Linked DNA regions of Mus musculus: region 2 is linked to region 1. The links are chromatin loops, found by intact Hi-C in ENCODE. Cell type or tissue: gastrocnemius. All regions are shown on one strand. Links, peaks and the distances in the headings refer to the core of each region. The heading gives the core; the rest is flanking DNA. Region 1 holds the start of Septin10 (septin 10). Region 2 holds the start of Micu1 (mitochondrial calcium uptake 1).

The links. A loop is a pair of places that touch in the nucleus more often than their neighbours do. Peaks named below come from ENCODE experiments on the same cell type or tissue, not always from the same donor. Only the 100,000 strongest peaks of a DNase experiment are listed, where the experiment ranks them.
Region 2: a loop joins it to region 1, with 6 times the contacts of the local background. A loop is called at or near these places in 2 of 42 quality-filtered maps.

Annotation. Positions count from the first base shown.
Region 1 is chr10:59,218,039-59,228,132 of GRCm38, reverse strand. Septin10 (septin 10) reads left to right here and starts at 6,633. Exons shown (of 10, transcript NM_001024911.3): 1 at 6,633-6,742. The coding sequence starts at 6,725. Sowahc (sosondowah ankyrin repeat domain family member C) reads right to left here and starts at 6,211. Exons shown (of 1, transcript NM_172939.3): 1 at 1,699-6,211. The coding sequence starts at 6,089. The coding sequence ends at 4,551. In gastrocnemius, for the core only: no CTCF peak of the experiment used is centred there; DNase peaks (open chromatin) are centred at 5,154, 5,681 and 6,317; H3K4me3 peaks cover 3,172 bases; H3K27ac peaks cover 2,783 bases.
Region 2 is chr10:59,697,106-59,707,199 of GRCm38, reverse strand. Micu1 (mitochondrial calcium uptake 1) reads right to left here and starts at 4,637. Exons shown (of 12, transcript NM_144822.3): 1 at 4,513-4,637. In gastrocnemius, for the core only: no CTCF peak of the experiment used is centred there; a DNase peak (open chromatin) is centred at 4,694; H3K4me3 peaks cover 1,796 bases; H3K27ac peaks cover 918 bases.

The DNA.
Region 1 (10,094 bases), core at 1,485-9,484:
AAGAAATTGGTAGGGGAACATCTTTGGGACTATCTAGAGACCTGGGATGGGGGAGGCTCCAGGGAGTCTATGGGTATATGACCCTAGCTAAGACTCTACCAGCAGGGGATATGGAGACTGAAGTGGCCATCTCCTGTAGCCAGGGGGAACTTCCAGTGGAGGGAGGGGGACATCAACACATCCACAAAACCTTGGGCCCAAAATTTGTCCTGCCTACAAGATACACAGGGATAAAGATGGAGGAGAGATTGAGGAAAAGGGCAACCAATAGGTGGTCCAACTTGAGACCCATCCCATGGGAGAGAGCCAACACCTGTCACTCTTAGTGATTGATACTCTGCTATGTTTGCAGACAAGAACTGAGCATAACTGTCTCCCTGCTTCATCCAGCAGGGGACAGAAACAGATGTAGAGATCTACAGCAAAACATCAATCAGGTGGAGCTTGGGGAGTCATGTGGAAGAGTGGTGGGGGGAGAAAGGATTGAGGGAGCTGGAGGGTCAAGAACATAAAGAAGACCTACAAAGTCAACTAGCTTGGGTCCGTGGGGGTTCACAGAGGCTGAACCACCAGCAAAGAGCATACAAGAGCTAGACCTAGGTCCCCTACACATTTGTACCAGATGTTCAGCTTAGTCTTCATGTGCAACCCTTAACATTGGAGTGAGAGCTATCTCTGATTTTGTTGCCTGCCATTGGATCCCCTTCCCCTAGCTGGACTGCCTGGTTGGGCCTCAGTGGGAGAGGATGTACTTAGTTCTGCTTCAACTTGATATCCTAGGGTAGGGTGGTACCCAAGGGGGCTTCCCCTTCTCCTTAGAGAGTCGGAAGGGGAAGGGGGAAGGTACTTATGAAGGTGGTATTTGGAGGAGAGGAGGGAGTGAGGCTGCTGTGACCAGGATGTAAAGTGAATAAAAAAGTAAATTAAGGAAAAAAAGAAAATAAAACAACAAAACAACCAAAATAACAGGTGCCATTATGACATTTTTACATGTGTAATGTATCCTTTGCTTATATTCACCCATGATCCTTTCTTGTTCCCTTCTCCCTTCCTTTTGTCCCATTTTCTTCCCTAGTAATTTCCCTTCAACTTCCTTCACTTGTGTATACATAAACACATGAGTGAAAACATGAAATGCTTTTCTGAGTCTAGCTTATTTAGCTTAACATGAGCAACAGTTTCATATATCTTCCTGCAATTGGCTTAATTTAAAAGAATGCTGGTTTTCAGCGAATTCCCAGAGGATTTAACTTAACCTCTGTGATAGCTAAGACTAATTAACTTGATAGGATCTAGGCTCACCTAGGAACCAAGCAGTTGGGCATGCCTGGGAGGGGTTACCTTGGTTAGGTTAGCCTCTGTCCATGCCTGTGAGCATTTTACGTACTGACTAAACCACTTCCCAACCTTCTCGTTTTTCATCTTAAAAGGTCCTGATGTTTGTTAAAGAGACTCCTCCATTATTGCTGCTAAACTGAAGCAGTTTTCCCAAAAATCTGACAACTTAATGTTCAGGAAAGACAAAAACTGCACAAAGGAAGACTCTCTAGGCCATGGACCTTCATTTCCTACCTATAAATTAGGGATTCTGTAGCTGTATCCTTAGAAGGTGGGAGAAGAACCAAATAAAATGGAAACTTCGAGAAGCATTTTGTGAGCCATATGTAAAGTAGCTAAGGAACCACAGACACTCAGCACTTTGATCTCTACGATGGACATTTTATTTCCACAAACTTCACAGATTCTTAAACTCACAAACTTTCACTTACTTAAAAAAAAAACAACCAAAAAACAAAAGACAAACATCACATTCCAATATTTCAGGTGTGAATAAACTAGTACCCCGTTAGCTGCACTTTACATACCATAAAAGCAAACTGACATTCATAGTTTCAAGCGTACCTGGAGGACACATAAACTTGTTTTGAAACTACACAGTCTCTTGTCAACAGATGCCTGTATTTATCTATTGCCATTATTGAGAGATACAACTTCATATTTATTAAATTATACGAATCATTTTTTTCTACTCTTGATTTGGACATTGAAAAAAAAAGAGGAATGGTGTTAAGTAGCTTAAAATGTCATATTTACTGAATAAGCTACATTATGACAAGGAATGCCCGGAGTTCCTTTCGGGGCTTTTGAAATTTAAACTAATTAGCTTTGTGTGTTTGTATGAGTACAGGTGTGCAGACACCATGGTGCACATGGGGAAGCTGGAGGACAATTTTTAAGAGTTAAGTTTTCTCCATCCACTGTGGGTTCTAGGGCCAAACTCAGGTCTTTAAGCTTGTAAGATAACCACTTTCATCTGCTGAGCTGTTTGGCCTGCCCAGGAATGACTCCAGAAAAAATTTAATGTTTTATCATAGTTTTAAACATTTAGTTTGAAAAGCAAGTTAATGATAGTTGCCTTATCTTAGCATGGAATTTAAAAGTCCTAGATGAGAACTGTAAGCTTATTTGGCACTAGATATAGCTAACACGTCTAAGACATGGAACACATGATTGCTTTTTACATTGGCTTTTCACTTAAGTGTACAGAAAAAGTGCTTATCAATGTACCCGATCTACTTAAATCCTAAAACAAAGATAAAGGCACATAAGTGGGTAGCAACTTATGTGTGTATGTGTGTTTGTGTGTAGTGTAGGCATGAGAATGTTTGGGAGCCCCACGTGTGCTTATTCTGAAGATAGAAGTAGAATGTCAGGTGACTTCCTTGATGCCTTTCTTACTGCCTTGAGATAGCCTCCCCGATCCAGAAGTCACTACTTTCAGGTAGGCTGGCTGGCCACTGGGCTCTGAGGCTCTGCCTGTCTCAGTTCCTCATGTTAGGTTACTCATACCCTCAGCTATGCATACCCTATTAGATGGATGCTGGGGATTCAGTCACAGATCCTCATGCTTGCAGAACAAGTGCTCTGACCTACTGAGCCACAACTTATATATTTCATGAGCATCTTCAATTCACATTTAAAGAAGTGCTATTTTGAGATGTGACAAATTTGTTAGAAATCTCTATGACTTGGGGAGGCCAGTTAACAACAGAATGCTGTGAGCTCTGTATAACCACGCAGTCCCCTCGACTCTGAGGACTTGGCTGCTTACTCTGCCCTCTATGTTGTAGGCCAGAAAGACTAGAGAGAAGGATTTGGTCAAACCAGTCTCCCACAGAAGTTTCTACTCTTGTTATAAGATTTAATATGTTTGTAAGTTAAATTTTAAAATAATTATAAAGCCATTTACTCTTAGCACAAGTGAATGGAATGTAATTACGGATCACAGTTGTAAAAGTCTTTAATTTTAAGGAATAGTATTTTTCAACTATATATAAGGAAATTCAATAGCTAGCAGCATTGAAATACAGAAATGGCCCCATTTCTCTTCCTTTTTATAAAATATAATAAATTGCCCATTTTTAAATGGGCAGACTATCTAGGCTTTCTGTAACCACACTATAGTTCTTTGAGTACATACAAAGAAACATAAGAAAAGTGAAAGATTTAGTATTTTGCACATTTGTAAAATGTTGCTACAAAGCATAGAGGCTATGAATGTATTAATAAAATTAAAATGTCTCTTACATGAGAAACATATTAAACTGATTTAATAATTACTTCACAGAAGCATATTTTGCTATTTTCTAAACAAGGAATGGTTTAGGTGATAAGTAAATCAGTTTAGGTGATAAGTAAAGTATTGTAAGCTTCATAAACAAACAAACAAACAAAATCCCCAGAATACAAACCTCAGAAAGTTCAGAATTTAAGAGTAGCAAAACTAGTTGGTGATAATCAACAAGACATACACATTTAAAAAAAGTACCATAGGTTGCTATGTGCTCATCTATTTAAATAAATGTCTTCTTCTATTGAACCAAGTTTGTAGTTAATAATGTACCGTATAGTGTTATATAGGCACAAACCAGATTACAGTAACTTGAAAGCAAGTGCTGCTTCCTTCTTCAGTTCAGTGATTAAAAGTAAAACTGCTTTAAAAAAAAAATTGGGAACCGCTACTTACAATACAAGTAAGACGTTATCAGTGGGATTCCCATCTCCGTTCACATAATCCTCCTTTGTAGTTTCACATTTCAACTCTGACCTTGCCCTTCTTTAGCACCTTAAGCAAGTGTGCATAGCAGAAAATCAGGGCAGCCTCTAGTTTCATTCACTTACAAACATTAGCAGGTTCAGTTTGCAATACCATGTGTTTTGCATTTTCTCATGGCCCTTACTTTGCATGGTATCTCGCAATGATTAAAAAGCAAATGGGACTCTTAGTCATCAATAATTCCAGTTCTCACAAGTTCCAGGTTACCTGGGTGGGGTTGGGGAAGAGGCACAAATCAGTGCATTATGAATCACTTCAGAGACATTTTCTTGCCTCAGAATGCTATCCTGAAAGGATTATTACAGATCCACCCCAAGCCCGAAAGTTAAAATGCATAATTTATTTGGTTTTTTCTGCTTCCACTTCTTATCCATACCCAGTATTATTCTACCTTGAAGACAAATAAGCCTTAGCATTTCTAGCGCGAATTATTTTACCCAAATACATTGGACTTCGGTCTCAGTTTAAAGGAAGATGAGTAGCCTCTAAGAGACCTTTCCTCCTCCTCCTCCTCCTCCTCCTCCCCTTCCTCCAGTGTCGGTTTAGCATCCCTGAAGGAGGGAGTGGTGTGAATGATCTGGGTTCGGAATCGGATTTTGTTGAGTCGTGGCTTCATCCGTCCACTTGAGCTGCCCGAGGCTTTGCGACCTGAATCTTTTGCTTTGCTTCCTCCAGTCCATCCCTCGGGGACGTGGTGGTGAAGTTCAGCTCCGTCTTCCACGACCGGGGAGAGTTTGTGAGTGATGTGTGAGGGGAGCACCTTTGAAAGTCTCCAGCGCCCACCCCCGCGGGCGGCAGGGCTGTCTCCATCATCTTCATCCAGGGCTCCCACCAGGTTCTTTATCTCCTCTGCGATGCTCTCGCTCAGATACTGAGAGGCCTTTCTCCCGCTGTAGTCCCTGATGTCTACATCTGCGTCGTAGGCCCCCACTAGTAACTTCACCACCTCTACATGCCCATGCATCGCTGCCAAATGTAGGGCAGTGTAGCCTCCGCTCGACTTGGCATTGATGTTCACTGGCAGCTGGTGTTTGGTGGCAAAGTTGACCAACATGGCCAGGAGCTCTTGCCTGCCGTGCTTGGCGGCCCAGTGGAGACAAGTGAAGCCGGTGATGAAGTCTCGCTTCGAGAGCAGGCCGGGCTCACAAGTGAGCAGCCCTTCTAGGCTGTCCCACTTGCCCTCGGAAGCTGAGAGCATCCAGGCGTGATCCAGGGGATCCAGGGTAACCGAGGCCCCGACGCTGCTCTCCTCTTCTGCGGACGAAGAAGCTAACGATGCGGTATCGGAGTCGCCCCCTCCTCTGCTGCGACCTCCAGCGTTACCGTCCCCAGGACCCACGCTCCTCTTTAGTTGCGGGGAGCTGCCCAACACCAGGTCCCGAAAGTTCTGACGGGCCGACCTGGGTGTGTTTGGCCCACTAGGGGAACTGCCCCCTTCAGCCTCCCCCTGTGGAGGGAGTTTAAGGTTCTCGCTGGACCCGGGACCCGACGCCCAGGACACGGCCTCGACCTCCTGTGGTGGCGAGTCCTTACCTTGGGCCCCACCTTGAGCAGGGGCTGGAGGCTCTTGGTCGCTCACTTCGCCACCCAGTCCGAGAGACAACTGTGGATTTGCCTCCTGGAGCTGGCTGCCCTCGCAAGGCTCCGCTGCAAGGTCCGGGACTTGAGGCTCCTCAGTCACCTCGATACGCGGGGGCTCTCGGGGGAGCTTGGCCTCAAGCGGGGGGGAATCCCCCGTACAGAACCTTTTCTTGAGATGCACATACTTGGTACCATCCGCGGGATCGGTGCGCACGGTGGCCACGGCATTGACCAGTTCCTTGAAGCGCTCGCGGGCGCGGGTGCGCTGTTCGCGCTGGCCACCCAGGACGTCCCTGAAGTGTTGCACCAATTCCGAGTGTCCCGCCCGGCCCCCACGCTCGGCGAGGAAGCGCAGGATCGCCTCCGAGCTCAGCTCCAGTGACCCCTCCATTCACCGCGGCTCAGCTTCTCAGCCCCAGGAGCGCTCAGCCAGACACCATGGCCGGACGCCTGGAGGACCCGGAGAGCGGCTTGGGTCTCAGTGGCTGGCAGCACGCGCGATCCCAGCTTTGAAGAGTCTCGAGTCCCGCGAGCGCTGACACCGCCTCACTGGGGCCGCGTCCCAGTGGACACGCCCCGCCACACCCACTTCCGCTCGGGACTCAATCTCGGCGACAGTCCCCGGCCCGAGGCCCCGCCCACTTCCGGGCTCCGCGCGGGCTCGCAGCCACTGTTTCCGCCAGTGGCGGGAGGCGAGGGACCCAGAGCTTGGCCTCCGAGGCTCACGTTTCCACTCACCCTCCCCACACACTTGGCTTTTCGTCAAAACGCCCGGTGGGGCACACCCGGGAGAAGCTCGCCCCGAGCGCGGGAAACCCTGGTAGTCCCTGGCGCGTTCCCGCAGCCCTCCGCCTCGGCCCCGCCCCAGCCTCTCAGCAGAGGCCGCCCCGCCCATTAACGGCTGCGGGGCGCCGGGCACGCCCCTTGTCCCGCCAGTTACGCCCAGCGGGTCTCTCTCTGAAGCGGCCCGGGACCTGTGTTTGCGTCCAGCCTGAGACCACCGTTTCCCTACGTCCCACCAGGGCTATGGCCTCATGCGACGAGGTACAGCAGCTGGTGAGCCCCGCGCCCTTGGGTTCCCCGAGCCCCCGCCCCGCCCCGCCCGGTCGCCTCTGGGCCAGCGAGATTGTGACCGTGCGGCTCCGGGACTCCGCGTGTCGTGGAGAGGGGGCTCCCTGTTGCCCCAGGGCGAGGGCTGAAGAGCTCTGGCGAGCGACTGCATGTTGGGGAAAAGTTACATTTTCCAGGCTTCCTGGTCCTGGCCAAAGCGGGGTGGTGTAAATGAAATCCAGGATGATGATCGATGCCTATCACTTTGTAACGGTTTTTTTTTTCCTTTTCCCCGACTTAAATCAGGCCTTGGAATCCGCCTGATTTTGTGCAATTGTGTACACGTACATGGCTACTGACCGGAAAGTCGGCTTCCTTAGATTTTCCAAAGCTCGCGGGTTTACTGTAATGCTTGGCGGTTTTGTTTGGCTTTCCCGTCCCCTTGTAATGAAAAAAAAAAAAAACAACAAAAAAAAAACAAACAAACCACTTGACCGATCCAATGTTTTGTGCGGTTCAAATAACTTGAAAAACTTATCTTAGTTGATATAGGATATAAGCCATAGTTATCCGAGAGGTCATACTGTTTTCATAATACCAATCTCTTGTAATCTTGCTTTTGTTCCCATCATTTTAAGATTGTATGTGGAATCTTCCAGTTGTCGCAGGGGGTAGAATAGATTCTATTTCTACTTCCCTAACAGCTGCACGCAGTAAATTATTTTTCTCTACTTTAAGAAACTCTAATATTTCCCTTATCCAATATTAATGAAAGTAATCCTCTTAACTAACTCTATTGAATCCTTTGGCATTGGTAGTATTTTTGTCGGATTCTTAATCTCAAGCAACATTTCCCAAATAACTTTCTACTTACCTGAAACAAGTGACTCTTATTATTATCTTCCTATGTTGCATTTTAGTTGTAGAACTTATTTCAATAGACTAAAATAAAAATAATGAGAAATAGATAAATGCTATAATTTCTGTGTGAAGTTGGTTCGTGATCATTGACATGAAAAAAAAATCATAGTACCTAAGCTATTCGAACCTTAATGGCTGTCCAGTAAACCTATTCTCATAAAAAAGTATTATCATCCATTTAGTGATTTATCAGTACCTTCTAATTCTTTAGCATGATGAAACTTTGATTTCTTGTTAGATATATCCACACTAATACAACTTATAGGTCTCTTCCCCCTGAAATATACATTGGACACAGTAACTGCATTCACATCTGTCACCCATATTTGCCATGATGTCTACCGTGGGTAAATTTTTCGATATTTACATGTGAATGGAGTTTCACCATATTTGGAATCTGTTTATTGCTTCACATAGGAAGAGGTTTATGTTGTGGCTCATATACTTTTATAGAAAGCTGAAAACAATGGAATTTCTATTTGTAGTTACTAGAAATGGCATTTATAGGTGAATTTCTGCCACGAGGGTCCGTGTTCTTCTTAGCAACAGTTATACTTTTATCAGCTATTCTGTGCATCCGAGACATCTCAGTTGACAAAGCTGTGTTACTGTTAAGCTGTTTGTTTCCCCCCATCAGGTAGTCGTTGAGAATTTCTATGTGCCACTATGTCCTTGTTTGCTTCTATTTAAATGCCATTCTACATGTAATTGTATTCGTTACCTTCAAAGATAAGTGAAGGTACAGAGACTGTAACTTCATCTGGAAAAGTCCTAGTCTTAGGTGTTCTGGAATAGTGCCAGTTCTCTTTCTAGGCACCATAATTTTTTAAGATTATATGTTGGGGGTTCTGTTTTGAGAAATGTGGTTACCATATTGTCACAGTAACCATGAATTCACCGTAACTAGGAATTCTAGGATTTCCAGTTTTCCTTACACAGACTCTTAAGACCTTTTAAATTAAGGGATAAAGAAATAATTGGGGTGATGTTTTTGTTTTTGTTTTTTTTTGTTTGTTTGTTTGTTTTTCTGAGACAGGATTTCTCTGTGTAGTCCTGGCTGTCCTGGAACTCACTCTATAGACCAGGGGGAAATGTTTTTAAACATAAAGCAAAGTTGAGATAAAAATGTAACGTGAAGTCAAACAGCATGTTTGACATGTAGCCTTAGAGAGCAGTGATGTGGGGGACAGTGAACTCCAGCTTTGGCACTTCACTGTCACTTCTCTTAGCATGGAAGATGATTGAGAACTCTTGTAAGAGAAGCAGGGGCTTTTGCTACACAAAAGCATGATGGAAGGAGGACGGTAAAGCCTGTCAGCCCAGCCATAGGACATTTAAGGCAATCGAAAGCTTCTTCCTTTTAAAGAATCCTAATCCCCGTGGTACCCAGGCCTGAGACAGATGACTGGGGGAAACGAATGGCAGTTTAGTAGAGATGACGCAGTAGTCATCCAGTCAGTTGTGGATATGTTTGAGGGGTGTTTATTGACAGAGGTGTAAGTCGTATAGGATGCTTGGGTTATTTTCATGTATGTCAGGTGTGAGTAATATAATTGAAATAAGAACATAATATGCAGTATGAAATATGTGCTTTAAATGACCCTGTGCTCTTCGGTGCCAGTTGGCTCTTGAACTTCTGGGAACAGGAGAGGATGTAAAAGCTAGCAGAGGCTGAGGGGAAAGAGAGAGAGTAGTAAGGGAGATAGCGTGTTAGCAGAAACAGAGTAGTAGGATTGCGGAGTAGGCAGAAGTAGGATCAGAGAAAACAGGCGATGACAGTGGAGCTAGGAGAAGCTGAGCTGAGCCAGAGAAGATAGGAGACAGATAAAGGAAGACCCAGGAGGAACCCACAAAACCAAAAATCAACATTTACAAAAAACTACAATAATTCATTTTAAAATATACATTGTAAAGAGTAAGAAGGGGTTTGAGTTGAGGTAAAGATATGGGGGGCAGTTGGGAGATGGTATGCTGGCTTTTTTCTAAATGGAATGCAGATTTGGAGACTTTCATATTTTTCTGTCTTGAGGGGCACGGAGACCAGTAGGATTCAAGAGAGGGTTAAGGGAAGCTGAAAGGGGGGGCTGAGAATAGCATCAAATATTGTTTACGTGTTTAAAAATGTCATAAAACCATTATTTTATATAAATGGTATATGCTAATGATAATAGAGGAACCAGATTAAGCTTATGGTGATAAATACCTGTAAGCACTTGGGGGTGGGGGTGGCAGATGGTGTGTGTCTGGAGGATGAGGCAGGAGGATGATAAAAATTCAAGGTCAGTTTAGGATACATAGTGAGCTCAAGACTGGCCTGGGTTATGTAGAGAGACATTATCTCAAGTAACAAAACAAAAACTAAAATTCCTAGTTCAATCTACCCTCCATATTTATGGAGACTGTGAGAAATCTTTTTTCTAGTTAG
Region 2 (10,094 bases), core at 1,070-9,069, 480 kb before region 1:
GTAAGTTACGTTTTACACTGTTATCCCTTCTATCAGCAATACCCAGGATATCCTGTGTTGAAAGCATCGCTTCTTCTTTACAGAAGAACCAAGGGTAGGCACTCCAGCAATCATACACATGTATAAAAAAACATAAGTTAATCAAATGTAATGCCCTCTTTAATCTGGGAAACCAGTTATCACTCTTGGAGTCTTTAAACACCTGAGCACTTTAATAATAAGAATAATTTAATATCTCCCAGTTCACTGACATGTATGTAACATGAAATTCAACATCTTAAAATCAAGACAATTTGAAGGGCAATCTAATTCACTGCTTAGGCATCTATGTATTTTAAACACACACCATTGAGACAAGGATTCTAAAAATTAGAAAACTAAACTCACTTAAGACATTATGTCTGCTATTATTGACACTTACATGTGATTAGAACGTTATGCATCCACACACTCACTATATTCTAATTAACCTTGTCCACACAAGAGAAGGCATGGTCTCTCCCATGTGCAAAGGGACAATCTCAGGTGCAGAGGGGTTACCCGGCTCGCCATTAAGAAGGGATGGAGCTGGGCTCTAGAACATACCTCATCGGAACCTCTGCGGCCAGTGTCAGCAGCTAGTACAGCAGTTAGCGCCCACTGAACTGAGCTGCCAACGCCATTTCTTTCCATTGAAAACAGGACAATAAACAGTACATTGTTTTAATTATAGTCTCCCCTAAAATACAATGAATCATTACAACGAAGCATAAAAAGATAGAAAACAAGACACTAATGTTAACTAGTTTTAAAGTTAATATCCATTTGACAGCAAATAGTGAATTATAGGTTTTATTTTTCATGCAATGATCAACACAACGTAGTCTCTACACCAAGAGACTTGTCAGCAGAATAATGCAGAGGACCTAGAATTTACTCTTATTGATCACAGCTATTCAAGCACTTAAAATATCTTTATTCACTATTTATAAGCTGGAGTCACTTAGTCAAATTAACTAACCTACAATACAAAAAGTACCAGTCATTATTGAGCTTGGCACATAAGTTGTAGCTCAGCAACAGAGCCTGTGCTGAAAAAAAAGGAAGTGAGACAAACTGGCCAAGGTGACAATATATTACAGGTTATAAACCGCCAATACCTGGGGGCTGCAAAGATGGCTCATGAGTTAAGAGCACTTGTTGCTCTTGTTAAGGACCTGGGTTCGGTTCCAAGCACCCATAGTTTCAAGGACTCTGAAGCCCTCTTCTGGCCTCTCCAGGCACATACATGGTGCACAGACATACATGCTGGCAAAGTACCCATGCACACAACATTAAAATAAATAAAGCTAAAAAAAGATACTCCAGAGCCAAGACACCACACCTGTAACAACAATACACACCTATGCAAAGGAAGGGCTCAAAATTCAAATTTTATTAATAATAGATATTTTAAAAAGCAGACGTCAACGCCCAGACTACAAATATAAGTAATTTATATCTCAAAGGAAAAGAAGACCTCTTCAGTTAGAATACAAATACTTGTAAATATCTATTGTTTCCGCCTTCATACAACCGACCTCCCTTCAGCAGGATCGAACACCGCAATTGTTTTCCTTTAGAAACCAAATGTTCCCCTCTCCCCCCACCCCATTAATGTGTGTGGGGTGAGACCATGTTTTCCTTTCTCCTAGTCCATGGTAAGAAACCCAAGCCTGGCCACAAAGAGCTTTCTATCTCCCTGGCAGCAGGGAAAACCTCCAGGATAAACAGAGGCACAAGCTGGCATTGCTGGCCAGTGAGGCACCGCACAGAAACGTGCTAGATATATAGAGGACATGAGGAGCTCTTCTGGGGTGCAAGCCTTTCCTAAGGAGTATGAGGCCAAGTTTCAATTATTTTCCCAGAATTCCCAATTACATCTCCCCAAAAGGAAATGATTCTGGAGATTAGTAATAACCTTGACTTGGTAGGTGGGTGGGTGAATTTTTTTTTTTTTTTTTTTGAGACATGGTGTTACTATGTAGCGCTGGATGGCCTGAAATTCACTATGTGGACCAGGATGGTGTGGAACTCAAAAGACGTCTGACAGCCTCTGCCTCTGGAGAGCTCAGATTAAAGACCTGCACCGCCACACTCAGCCCAATGTTACAGGTTTTGTAATGTTCCCACTTTTGAACAGGACACACTGTTTTTATAAGAAGAAACAAAACCATTTCAAGATACTTCTCAGGTGTCTAACACATGCCCAGAGAGTAACATTTAGTGTTTTTAAAGAATTAACATTTTTTCCCCTCATGAAACACTAAATCAGAGCACCTGGAAAGGAATCCACTCCCTTTTTTGGCATCAAAGGAAGCTCTTTCTATTAGAAGTTGGGGGGATATTGTGGTAAACCTTTTTTTTAAAAAGTACTTTTATATAAAAGGAAGTATACCAGATAACTCTTTGGGGGAAAATGGAGAGTATTTAGCTTGTGCTTTCAATACTGTTGAAACTGTTCAAGAGCTAAAACTAACTTTGCAGTTTAAAAGTAAACATATATATACATATATATGTTGTATGTATATATGTTGTGTGTATGTGTGTGTATATGTATGTGTGTATATATATGTGTGTGTGTATATACATACATATAATATACATACATATATATGGCTTTACTGCCAGCCTGGTGGCACATGCCTATAATCCCAGCACTCAGGAGCCTGAGGCAGAAGACTGCCATTAAATATTCAGCCAACTGTGGGGGTTGGCGGGGAGAGCATCATTAATTACTTGAGTCTTTAAAATGACTACAAAGGTCTAAAGTAGTTGTTCAGTTAAATATAACGGTTATAATTATTTCATGTGATATTCAATTACATGAGGAATTATGTATTATTAGTTTTTTTTTCCTCTAAGCATAAGAAAGCAAGTTACAGAGCCTGAGGCAGGGTGTTTATACCTAGGAGTTCAAGGCCAGCTTGGGCAACACAGTGAAACACTGTATCAATAGATGGGTGGATGGACAGACAGACGGACAGATGGATGGATGGATTTACTGAATACAGTAACCACTCCATGAAACTATAATAAAGGCAGTGATGCTCTTGCTTTTACCAGAATTGGCTTTATCATTGGCTCCTATCATTCTCTCCAGGCACACCAGCCATTCCAGAATCTTCACTTTCTGCTAATATTATTTTGAATGTTATGACCCCTGTGCGGATACTTAGGTGTTGATGACTCTTTCTTGGCATCAGTAGGTAGCCAGGGTGATGTCTTTAAGCAAAACAGAATCAAAGATTGATGAGAAGTGGGGACCGAACCCATTGAAGTCTGTAAGGTCTGGGCAGGCCTGTAATCCCACCCACCATTCAGTTGGCAGAGACAGAAAGATTCAGACTTTAAGGCCAAACCTAGTGATGGGGGTGGGGAACCTACCTCAAAAAAAAAAAACAGAACAAAAAAGAATTCAAACAAAACAAAGTAACTGGTGGCCAGAACATCTTCCCGGATAAGTGGCATTCTAAACTCTTTAGGATAAGATTCTAAACAAGCATCACATTGTCCACACCGGCAAACATTCAGGATGGTCGAGTCCGCCAACTGTTTGTTATGTCTCAAAGGCTGACAATCAGTGAAACCTAAACTCCCCAACAGATGTGTTTCATCTCCAGCACACACTCCTTTCTAATGCTGTTAAATCACCTCCCTGTCTGACCCTACTGACTGCTTTAAAGTAAACAGAGGTTTATTAAGGGAGTCATCCCAGAAGTGGATCAAAACATGTATTTATAAACAAGCGGGAAAAAAATAGGTCTTTCCAAAATGTCTCAGGAAGAAAATTATTTAATCTTAATTATTTATTTACATGCACAAATATTTGCACTTCAAGCACCTGAAAGGGACTGTAGACAAAACCTCGGATTTATAAAGGTGACAACTTATTATAAAACACAGTCCGCCTTAAACTCTTCTTCTAGCATCCCACATAATCAGTAATACCTGGCTCATTCTCGAAACATCGTGTGGGTAGCCCCGACTGGGACTGGGCACAGACAGAGAAAGGGAGAATGAGAACGCGAAGTTGCTGGTGAGGATAAAAAACGGAACAGTCCGAGAAGTCTGCAGTTTGTTTTGCTTTTCTAAAAGGCCAATGATCCCCCCGCCCCATCTTCTCTATCCCCAATACATGTATTTATCTATCTTTCTGTCACAGCTCTAAACTCCTCCATCTACTTCTGACCACATCCACGAATTCCGGGAGAACTAGTGTGTCCTGGCCGCAGGTGGAGAGGATGCACTCTGAGGCTAGAAGCCGGGCACTACAAGTTCTCCCTGACAGGGATAAGGGGTGATAGGGTGAAGGGAGCGGAGGACCGAGAGTCCCCTCAGCATATCACCAACAGCATCACCAAGACAGCAGCAGTCCCTGGCGGACCTGAAAAGTGGCCGGATCTCAGAGCCACACGAAAGGCTCGTCCCCAAAATGCGCCGACTTCCCCTCCCCTAAACTCGCCTCCAGGCGATCAGATTCCTCACACTCACCCGTCCGCGCTCCAGCTTTAGCAGCAACTCGGAGAATGCCGCCCACCTCTGACAACCATAGAGACGCAAATGCCGGGGAGCCCCGCTCTGCGTCCTCCGCCCACTCTCACGTGACTCCCTTAGCCGCTGGGCCTGCCGGGATCTTGATGAAACGTAGCAGGGAGGAACCGAGTTGGGGAAAATGGGGCGGGGCGGAGAGGCAACCCCGCCCTTCTCTGGGGCCCGCCCACACTTCGGATCCCGCCCCGAGTCAAGACTCCGCCCTCGCCTGGGGGCCCGCCCTGTCCTCAGCCCCGCCCACACGTCGGTGCCACGCCCTCGCTGTTTAGGCGGGAATGCCGGCAGATTTGCAAAATCCCTCCTGCATTCCATTGCTGATTTTGTTTCTCTGCTGTCAAAGTCCACCTCTCCTGTGCCTCTTTCTAGTTAAACCCTGCTCTTCCGTAAGTGGGAAATTGATAACGAGGTTCTTCCCACCAGTCTAGAGGCTCACACTGGTTTTATTTTAGGAACATCTTTTATTTATTCTTTGACAGTTTCGTAAGATATAATGTATCTTAATCTTATCCACCTCCAGTTCTCCACGTTCACTCCTTCCAGGAAGTCCCCGCTAGTCTCCCAACACTTGGAACTTAGAGGCTAGTGTGGTTTACTTAGACCTGTGTCAAATTATGAAACAGAGGAGCTCAGCAGGTAAGGGCTCTTACTACCAAACCAGATAACCCGTATTTGAGTCCCAGGACACTTATGGTGGAAGGAGAGAACTGACTGATGCAAGTTGTCTCCTAACCTTCAGAACCATGCTGCGGAACACACATACCTGCATGCATACATACATACATACATACATACATACATACATACATGAAAAAAGGGAAGGAGAAAAGAGCGAATAAAAGTCTTCTCTTGGGACACACATCTTGTTATCTCTGAAACTTGTAAATTTCACATTGCATCGTAAATACCATAGAACACTTTGGAGGCTCACGGGATAAATTAACTCTTTATTTGAATAAGGAAAAGAGAAAAAAAATCATCAATATATAAATTGTTGAATAAAATTTTCAGCCAGATGTGGTGGCATAGAACTGTAATCCCAGAATCTGAGAGATAGAGGCAGTAGGATCAGGAGTTCAAAGCCATACTTAGTTACATAGTGAGTTTGAGGCTAGTGTGGGCTCTATAAGATCCTGTCTGAAAAACCAAGCCAAACATAAAAATCCATCAAGATCAAGGAAGACAATGATTAAGTTGGGCATGTTGGTATATGACTATAACCCCTGTAGAGACGGAGGCAGGAGGATCAGGAATTGTCTTTAGGTTGTCCTCAGCTACATAAATAGCAAATTTTTCCCTTACCTCCATCCATGTACCATAGCAAATGTGTCACCCCACACACATACTCACACACATAATAATATGTAAATAAATATAAGAAGAAATATCCAGGTATCCCTCCCCTGCCCCACACCAGTAGTTCCCATGCCATGTTGATAATCAAATGCCTCACACTTAACTGGAGAGATTTTTGGTTTAGGTTTTTATTTGAGACAGTTCTTTTTATATAGGCTAGGGTACCCATGCTGTTCTCAAACTCATGGTAATCCTCCTGCCTTGGCCTCCAAAGTGCAGGGGTTGTGGGCATGCACTACTATGCCTGGCTCAGGGTAAAATAACACAGATTCCTGGATCCTAAGATACACTCACTGGACTAGAACGGTGCTCAGAAATCTGGATCTTCATAGTCCCATGTGATTTCCATGTAGGTGTTGAATGGGAAAAGAAATGGATTTGGGTCTTTTTTTCCCCTCCATGCCACAGAATAAAATATCTCTATTTTGTCTTCAGTATAGCAAAAGTACATTATACTAGAAATCCTGCGCTATTTTGTGTGTGTGTGTGTGTGTGTGTGTGTGTGTGTGTGTGTGTGTGTGTGTGAGAGAGAGAGAGAGAGAGAGAGAGAGAGAGAAGTTTTTTTTCTCTTTCAGTTGGGCCAACATATTAATTGACATGCTTTCAAGCATTTCCTAGTTACCTATTTTTATCACATACATAAAAGTAGCAATTCCAGGTGTGACCACAGCAGGCTCAACTTATTACACCACAGTGAAAAGTGAATCTCTCCTGAGACAGGCATCTGAGTGACTGGAGTGTCATTTCATAAGCCTTCCATTCAATTCTTTCAAATGAATTCAAAATAGACTCCCCATCCTTCATTATATCTATCTTCAGAGTTTTATAAATTATAGTCTTTAAAAACCTATGCAGATTTCCAAAGCTTTCCTCTCTCTTCTGTAGTGCTGGAGACTGAACACCGAACTTTGTACAGTCTAGGAAGCCCTCTAGAATTGAGCTGTTTGCCACCCCACAGATTCTTGTTGAGGAACTAGTATAGTCCAGTATCATTTAGAAGTTAAGTTCTTAGTTGCTATTGTAGTGTGTATGTTCTTTCCTGATAATTATGGCCAGAAATAATTATATTCAAATAAGTAAGAAAAAAAATTTTTTAAACCTTAAATATTCCTTTCTTTTTATCTATCACAAATGAAGCAAGGAAGACCAGCTGAATCAACGATACATAAAAATTTTAAATCTATTCTTTTTCATTGTAGTTGAAGGTAACTACAAAATCAAAGAATCGCTTCTCCTATTTTGAGTCCTAAATCCATTTTTTTCCACTTTTATAAAAGGAAGCCGGCGTTCATGGAGAAATGGTTGAATTCAGGGCGAGGGCAGAAAGGTCCAAGAGGATCTGGAACATCTTGTGTTAGAAAGTCTGGCTGTACCCAGGAAATTAAAAGGTGCATGCCAAAAACTTGAAGGGCTTCGAGATGGCCAACTGTGGGACTATGGGAGAATTAAAGGGAGAACAATGTGCTGGTTCGATGGTTCCTATAAGCTCAGTCCAGAGAGTGGCACTATTTGGAGGTGTGGCCTTGAGGGATTGGGTGTGGCCTTGTTGGGGATGGGCGTGGTCTTGTTGGAAAAGGTGTGTCACTGTGGGCGTGGGCTTTAAGACCCTCATGGGGGGTCTTAAAAGCTATCTGGAAGCCAGTCTTCCATTAGCAGCCTTCAGACGGAGATGATGAACTCTCAGCTTCTGCACCATGCCTGCCTGGATGCTGCCATCTTCCTGCCTTAATGATAATGGACTGAACCTCTGAACCTGTAAGCCAGCTCCAATTAAATGTCCTTTATAACAGTTGCCTTGGAGCCAGGCATGGTGGCGCACGCCTTTAATCCCAGCACTTGGGAGGCAGAGGCAGACGAATTTCTGAGTTCGTGGCTAACCTGGTCTACAGAGTGAGTGCCAGGGCTACACAGAAAAACCCTGTCTCGAAAAACCAAAAAAAAAAAAAAAAAAAAAAAAAAGGAATTGCCTTGATCATGGTGTCTGTTCAGAGCAGTGAAATGGTAACTAAGACAGGCTGTAATCCACTGAATAAAACAAGACTCCACGAGTCTTTAGTAATGAGGGAGCGGGGGATACACAAATAGATGGAAGAGACCTCCCTTAACACGAGGTCCCCACAATAAATACAAAGGCAGCAGACAGGAAACAAAATAAAACAACCACAAACCAACCAAACCAACAGTTTGCACCAAGCACGGCAAAGACAGAGCGAGAGTCAAGGGATACCAGGTGGGGTAAGTAAACGTTTCGGAGAAGCTACTGTTTTTTTTAATGAAAGGAAAACAAAAGGCGAAGTGCTCAGCTTTACTGATCAGAAAGGACTTGACCACTGGACTTAGGACATGACCCTAAGTTGAAATCTTATAAAAAGTTAATTGGAACAATTGAAGCAATTGAACTATGGGCCATAGATTAGATAAACATAGACCCCACATTTGATAATTGTGTGACTACATATAGGAGCAAGTATCTGTCTTAGCAATTTAACCTGACGTGCGAGCAGGCATAAGAGCATGACTTACACAAGCTATTCTCAGAAGAGTTAGAAGAAAGAAAATAGCTAGACAGAGGGATAAAACCAATACATTGAAATGTTCAAAATGGATAAATTTGAGTACATGATAGTCAGAGGTTTCCTGTACTATTCGCTTTTTTCCCCTCAAGCATTATTTATTTATTTAGAGACAGGAGTTTACTGTGTAGCTCTGACTGTCCTGGAACTCCCTCTGTAGACCAGGCTGGCTTTGAACTCAAAGATCTGCCTGCCTCTGCTTCCTGGGTTAAAGGTATGCTCCACTATTACATGGCTTGTTTAAAATTTTATATTTAAAAAAAGATTTTTTTCTAACTGTCCTTAAGGGTATGCCCAGCAGTAGATGATCAAGAGAAAATGAACTCAACAGCATCTTCGGAGATTCCTTGTCTCGCAATGTCAAGATATGCTTGCGGGTGCGCAGGGATGTTCGCATGCTCGTGCACACACACGCCCAAGCGCACACGTGCACACACACACACACACACACACACACACTCACACACACATGTGTGCACGCTTTAAAATTGGTTATATTATCATTTAAAAATTTTTTTCATTTCATATATATAATTCCTTCTCTCTTTTTACCCTACATGTCCTTTGCATATATATTATGGCTTCTATTGGTGTTTTTAGGCCATTCCTGAGTGTGGGAACAAGTGGGTCTCTGTTTCTTGTTCCTCCTCTTGATCTCTTTCCCTCCTGTTTGTTTGTCCAATTCTTTTTTTTTTTAAGATTTATTTATTTATTTATTTATTTATTTAGTGTGATTACACTGTCATTCTCTTTAGACACACCAGAGAGGGCATCAGATCTCATTACAGATGGTTGTGAGCCACCATGTGGTTGCTGGGAATTGAACTCAGGACCTTTGGAAGAGCAGTCAGTGCTCTTAACCACTGAGACATCTCTCCAGCCCTTGTTTGTCCAATTCTAATGTGTTAGTTTGTTTTATCCTATTTTATTTTATTTTAAAAAGGTTGTTTCCTTAATTTTTCTCATTTTAAATTGACTCCTAAATTTATCTAAAAGTCTAAAATATCTAAAACTTCAGCACAATATTTATTATTATATTTATTATTGTTGTTATTATTATTATTATTGACAGTCTTGCTACATAGTCCAAGCAGGCCTCTCACTACAGATTCTCTTTCGGCCTTGCTTTAACTGGTTTTATTATTAGAGTCGGGAGATTGGGTGGTTTTGTTTGGCTTTTGTTTTTATTGTTTTAGCTTATTATATACTGTCAATAATTTATAGGCGGACAAGTTTTTCTAATTCCAGTTCCAGGAACTTTTCACATTTCCTTCTAATGCATTTGTCAGGTCTCAAAGAAACCCAGGACTGACCATGCTGGACACCTGTGACTCCTCCCAGCACTTCTTGCCCCGCCCCCTATTCTAAACCTCTCCCTCCCAGGGGCTTCCCTTCCCTTCCCCCATCTTCTCATTCCTATATATGAAGCTGCCATTTCTGCCGCGTGCTTTCTTGATCCTCTCTGACTGAGGCTCCTCTCTTGGTCCACTCTCCTCTTCTCTCATCTTTTCCTCTCTGCTTCCTCCCACTCGCCCATCCACACGCCCTACGCCCCTCCCATCCCCACCCTTACCCCCCCATAGCCCAGTTCAGTCT